Linked DNA regions of Homo sapiens: region 2 is linked to region 1. The links are chromatin loops, found by intact Hi-C in ENCODE. Cell type or tissue: Calu3. All regions are shown on one strand. Links, peaks and the distances in the headings refer to the core of each region. The heading gives the core; the rest is flanking DNA.

The links. Hi-C counts contacts between places; a loop is a spot of excess contacts. Peaks named below come from ENCODE experiments on the same cell type or tissue, not always from the same donor. Only the 100,000 strongest peaks of a DNase experiment are listed, where the experiment ranks them.
Region 2: a loop joins it to region 1, with 2.0 times the contacts of the local background. A loop is called at or near these places in 1 of 110 quality-filtered maps.

Annotation. Positions count from the first base shown.
Region 1 is chr12:59,971,352-59,974,285 of GRCh38, forward strand. No RefSeq gene overlaps it. Among named protein-coding and RNA genes, the nearest start is that of SLC16A7, 380 kb to the left of the region's middle. In Calu3, for the core only: no CTCF peak of the experiment used is centred there; a DNase peak (open chromatin) is centred at 1,810.
Region 2 is chr12:60,193,364-60,196,297 of GRCh38, forward strand. No RefSeq gene overlaps it. Among named protein-coding and RNA genes, the nearest start is that of SLC16A7, 600 kb to the left of the region's middle. In Calu3, for the core only: no CTCF peak of the experiment used is centred there; no DNase peak of the experiment used is centred there.

The DNA of each region.
Region 1 (2,934 bases), core at 285-2,784:
CCAGCTACCCCATTATCAATAAATATCTAAGGTGAAATGAAGAGAATGCTAAGAGTTACCCGAAGCAAATTGTATTAGTAACAATAATAAAAATTTAATTGACAAAGACTGACAAACCAAAAAATGCTGAAGTTCAACTTTTTTTTCTCCTGTTTCTGTAGTTTTATAAAAACAGCAATTGAGAAAACATATTTCATTTTTCCTTTGGCTACCGAGGAATATAAATTGGTAAATATAAATCTACTTGTAATTCTGAAGGTATAGCATACTTTATCAAGCAATTGGGTGCTTCATAATCTGGCTCAATTGCAATTGGATTGTTGATATGCCAAAGTGAGCTCCAAATACATAAAAATAACTTTGATTGATATATTTTAACGTGAGCAAAGTGATACCTCAAACCTGCATCTTAGCTCATGAGATAAAACATGAGTGGCAGGCATTGCTAAGACTATTCCCTTATGGATGACTGCTGCAGCATATTGAAGAAAACACATTATTAATGGGCTATACTTAGGACATAAAGTTTAGTCAGCAAGAGAAAAACAGCTTTAGTTAATAAAGATAAACAATAACTATTGACTCAGTAAAATGATTCTATATATTTCAAGGGTGTTTCATTGGTAGAAAAAAATTCTGTGTCAAGTATGGTATATTTCTCTTATGTCTTTTCACTTTCTATGATTTATTTTAAAATGTTTTTGAGTACTTTTTATAAGAAGGCACAGTGGGAGATGCAAAGATAAATAGGCACGGCCTCTAATGTCTTGATATAAGGTAGAATGTTATAATTGATAAGAAAACCACAAATATAAAATATGATGCTTGAAATAAAAGTCCACTCTGGCCAGAGAGATACAGTAAGACTGCAAAAATAGTGGTGTCTGATGTGGACTCCACCTGATAGATATTCATGCCTTTTAGAATAGAGGAAAGACATTTTTAAAGAAATGAAACATAGGAAATTGGAAATGGAGAAAATAAAAGTTATGTGTAAGAACCAAAAAAAAAAAAAAAAACACCAAAATCTACATTAGGTTAGAAAAGTTAGGTTGGGTCCAGGTTGTTGAATAATACAGGGTTTATTTCTTTACTCCTGGGACATTTTGGGACTACTGCAATTTTTTGAGCTGACAAATTTCGGGGTGTGTATTAAAGAATTATTTATATCTCAGGACTTTATTAGATTGTTTAGAGAGGGAAAATAATTGGGACAGACAGATCAATTAAAAGCTTATGAAAGTAGACCAGCTAAACTGATTTTAGAGCCTGAGCCTGAATAGGAATGGAACTAAGATAAGGCATTTTTAATTTTTACTTACTGATCTTCCTAAATTATTGCCTCTGTGTAGTTTAAATTCCAATTTAATTTATTGAAAAGTAAAATTAGAAAGTGCAAGTGAAGCTGTAAGTATGACAACATACTTCATAGAACTTGAAATAATACTTAGGCCACAGTTTCCAGGTTTCAGTAGCTGAAACCCCAATTTGGAGGAGTGAGAGCTGCGTCAGTACAGGTTGTTTAAAAGTGACCACTCCAGGCAATTTGGTGATCCTGTTCCCTGAGTAGCAGTGTCTGAGAAAGAAATTTGCATTCAGGAAATTGGTTGGAGAATGCTCTCAGACCAACACCTGACTGGAGCCGGACAGACTTTGGGAGAATTGAACTCCAAAGGCCTCAACCAATCCTCTGCAGAGCTCTAGAACTGAGATAACCTTTCAGAGTCGTCGTGGATTGGGAAAAGGAAACACTAGAGTAGGGCTGGCCAAAAAGAATTCAGCTATCAGTACTTCCAGTGGCTGAGACAATGAGTGCTTCAGTCCAAAAAGTGGTGGTGTCGCAATCTGGACAACATACCACAATAAAGTATACAAGGGAGTAGAGATGGGAAGTCATGTGTAACCTGAGTTCTTTAAGAAGATAATGTCAGCATTGTGGGATGAGAAGCAATTTTCATTTAAAGAGTTAAGTCATCACTGAGTCACACATTTAATTAATTATTCTCCTATTTTTGAATATTTCCTAAATATTTTTTCATTACATTATAATAAGCATCTTATCAGGCATAGTTTTCCATTAGAATTTTTTTAGAATATTTGCTTTTGATATATTCAAATCTCCATGCTTTCAAGGTAAATATAAATACTGATTCTCTAAGTAATAGAATCTGTCAGTTTCTGAAGATCTTCTACTAGATGAATGCATGGCTTCATTCATTCAAAGTTCATTCAAGATTAATCTAACAGAGATTAATTGGCTGCCTAAATGCCTGAAAGTAAACCACTAACGATTACTCATCAGTCAAAAATTTACATTTACCCTGCCCATATCAGAGCTTCATCTTTCTCAATTAATATTACCCAGTGAATCACACAGTTTCACAGTAAACTCTCTTCCTCTGAATTTATAAAGCACAGATACGATCTGGTCATACTATTCTTTATTGGCTGGTGCAATCATGGAAGATGAACAAGCCAGGCAGGAATCAGATGTAAGGAATCACACAATTACTACTGCAGGATGATTCCACAGCTTGTGGTAAGAAATAATTATGGAATGGTGCACAATAACTGTGATTAACTGTGCACCATAACAGGGATGGCGACCTGTCACTATTTGGCCACTGCCTATTCTTTACTGGCAGCAAGTGCCCACAAAATGTGGCAGAGTTGGATGCGGTGACAGAGAGCAAGAGAAAGCAGAGGGTCTAACGGATTTCCTTAGGGCACTTTCAGTGTTGCTAATCAAGAAAGAGCTGTATCTGTATCTAAGCTATACTTATGTCTATATTTCTCTCTATATCTAGTTAATCTATATTTACATAATAGGTATTTTTGTTGTGTGTAATATAATCAGGGCACTTTTATATTCGTTAATTCTTCTGGCAACCCTTTGAAGCAGGAGTTAATGCTATCAATTTTCAAACATATGTT
Region 2 (2,934 bases), core at 154-2,653, 220 kb after region 1:
AATGAAAACTAATTTGATCCAATGGCAACAATCTTCAAAATTCATAGAGAAAGCAACTAACATATTAGAGATGCTTATATTTATGCCACTGACAGTAATGACAAAAGGAGGCACTTAATGAAGAAAAAAAATTTAAAAAGACCTTTTTTTCAAAGTCATAAGTACAATTATTCATTTTATTTGAATCTGGTAAATTCTGTCAGAGTAGTCACAGATAGAGTTTCTGTATCCTGTAGGTCCTTGCAAAATGTTAAATTTGACAGAAATTTTAAAGGTTATTTGATTTGACATCCTCATTTTAAAGAAATATACAAGCCGGGTGCAGTGGCTCACGCCTGTAATCCCAGCACTTTGGGAGGCCGAAGTGGGTGGATCACTTGAGGTCGGGAGTTTGAGATCAGCCTGACCAATATGGTGAAACCCCGTCTCTACTAAAAATAAAAAAAATTAGCTGGGCGTGGTGGCAGGTGCCTGTAGTCCCAGCTACTTGGGAGGCTGAGACAGGAGAATTGCTTGAAACTGGGAGGCGGAGGTTGCAGTGAGCTGAGATTGTGCCACTGCACTCTAGCCTGGGCGGCAGAGCTAGACTCCATCTAAAAAAATGTAAATAAATAAATAAATAAATAAATAAATAAATAAATAAATAAAGAGAGATACAAAAAGTTTAGTGATTGCTCCACTGTGGCTGAGATGAAAATCCATCATATTTTTTTCCTCAGCTGTCTTTCAATCACACTGAGCAATAGAAAATTCTTCCCTCATTTTTTTTTGTGGTAATTTTTAGCTGATAGAACTTAGTAACTAAACAATTGATCTTTATTTAAAGGCCATAGAGAGATTTAAAGTCTTAGAATTATATCTATCATAAAACTTCAAGAAAATTCACAAATGCAAGCCACTACACAAATAAAATGAACAGGCTTATAAGTAGGCTTTCAAAAAGAACATTGTTCATTCTGCATATAGCTTGAAGGGTCAATAAATTGAAGATTTATTAGATGAGAAATTCTGGTCTTTAGTCTCTACATGGAAACGCCACAATAGCTTGAGTTGAAAATCTTAGAACTAAGTATTCTTGATGCTTTCAATGCATATGAGCAGAGATATTTCTAAAGGCATTGAGGCAAGTTGACAATATTCTTTATAGATGAAATCAAGTGAGTTATATCGATTTTATTACAAATAAATTAACAACCCATTGATATGTAAAGAGAAGGATAATGTTTGAAAGCTGGACACTAATTATCACTTAACAGTGCTCTCCAGGTATCCTTAACTCATTTATATGGCAGATTTATCATCTGTATAAACACATACATTTAGGCATTATCCATAGAAGTAATTACTTAAAATGATATAGTTGAGTTTTCTTAGAATGGTAAATGGGCAAACTGACCTATAGCAATAATCACTAATGCTGCTGGAGTCTTTGCCCTTTAGTGTTTTATACTATGCATTGTATGTAACAGCTGTAAAACAGACATGAAATAAAGAATCCAGGTGACATCATTAAAATGGAATTCAAAATGTCATCATCCTCTTCCTTCTGCAAAGTGGTTATTTGTAACTCTGTTGTAGTTTGATTCAAATTAGATATACTATACATGATTAAAATATGTTTGTTCACAAACAGAAACATTCACATATTCACATATTCATATACTAGTCAATGTTTCACTGATTCAAAGTGATTTTTCTGACAACCTCATGTATTTAAAGTGAAGTTGACCATAGAAGAAGGAAGAAATAATTACTTCAGGCTGGTACAATCAGGAATCACTGTATGGAGAAAACGCACCTGACCAGGAAGCTGAAGTAGGCTTTAGATACTCAGAGACAGTAGGAAGGTATCATTCAGAGACAGTAGGAAGGCCAGAAATCAGCAGTAGCATAATCAGACAAAGCCAGCTAGGAGAAAATTATCACCTGATACCAGTCAAGTCAACCATTATGTATCCTGAAGTTATGTTGGACTAGAATAACTAATGACATTTCCCCTAAAATTCAATCATCCTTTTAATGTTTTAACATCTGCTCAAGTCTCCATTTGTTTCTGTAGTAATCAGTGTTTGAGGATAATTTAAATTTTTTTCATATTTGTCAAAATTATTAAATGTTAAGAATGAGAAATGTTAAAAAAAATTATGAGAAACCATTGATTTGGGTTCAGCTCCTGTACTAACTCTCAATAACCAAACCAACATTGAGTCGCTCATGCTAAATTTCCACATCACCAAACCAAAACTAAGTTGTTTATCTGACCTTCTGAGAAATCAGAGGAGAAATGATAGCCAAATCCCCACACAGGCCAGTTTTAGCCAGCATGATAAGAAAGTCCCCTCTGGTTTAACCATTGCAAAGAAAGCAATCTAAAGTAACCTGATGTTAACCAATCTGCTTTTTGTATGTGCTATTTTTGTAGTTATTGTTGTTCCTTCTGAAGCTATCTTATAAAAACTAACTGTTCTGCCATATCCAGTGGAGCACTTTTCTGTTCTTCAGATGAGATGGCCAATTTATACATCAGTAATAAAAGCAATGAAATATTAAAACTAAATTTGTTATAATTTTGTCTTTTGACAAAATATTGTTGTGTACTCAGGTGGAACTTACATTCTTTAATGGTTTTATTTGTTTTTAAATACACTATATGTGTGCAATTCATATATTATAATCAAAATTATAATATATGTTTCCTTACAGATTTTCTAATGAATGATTTTGTAAAGAGTAATTCTTTAAAAGTTAGTTACTTTTATATTGTTTCCTAAATAAAAAATTTCATGTAAAATTTTAGGTTAAGTAATTAAAATATAATAACATAATAATGTTACTTTTAGGATTCCCAAATACATATAAAAATACTCCATGAAAGTTAGATTTTGTATCATCTGGTGATTTTTTACAAAAATAATTATAGGTGAACTAGTCTTG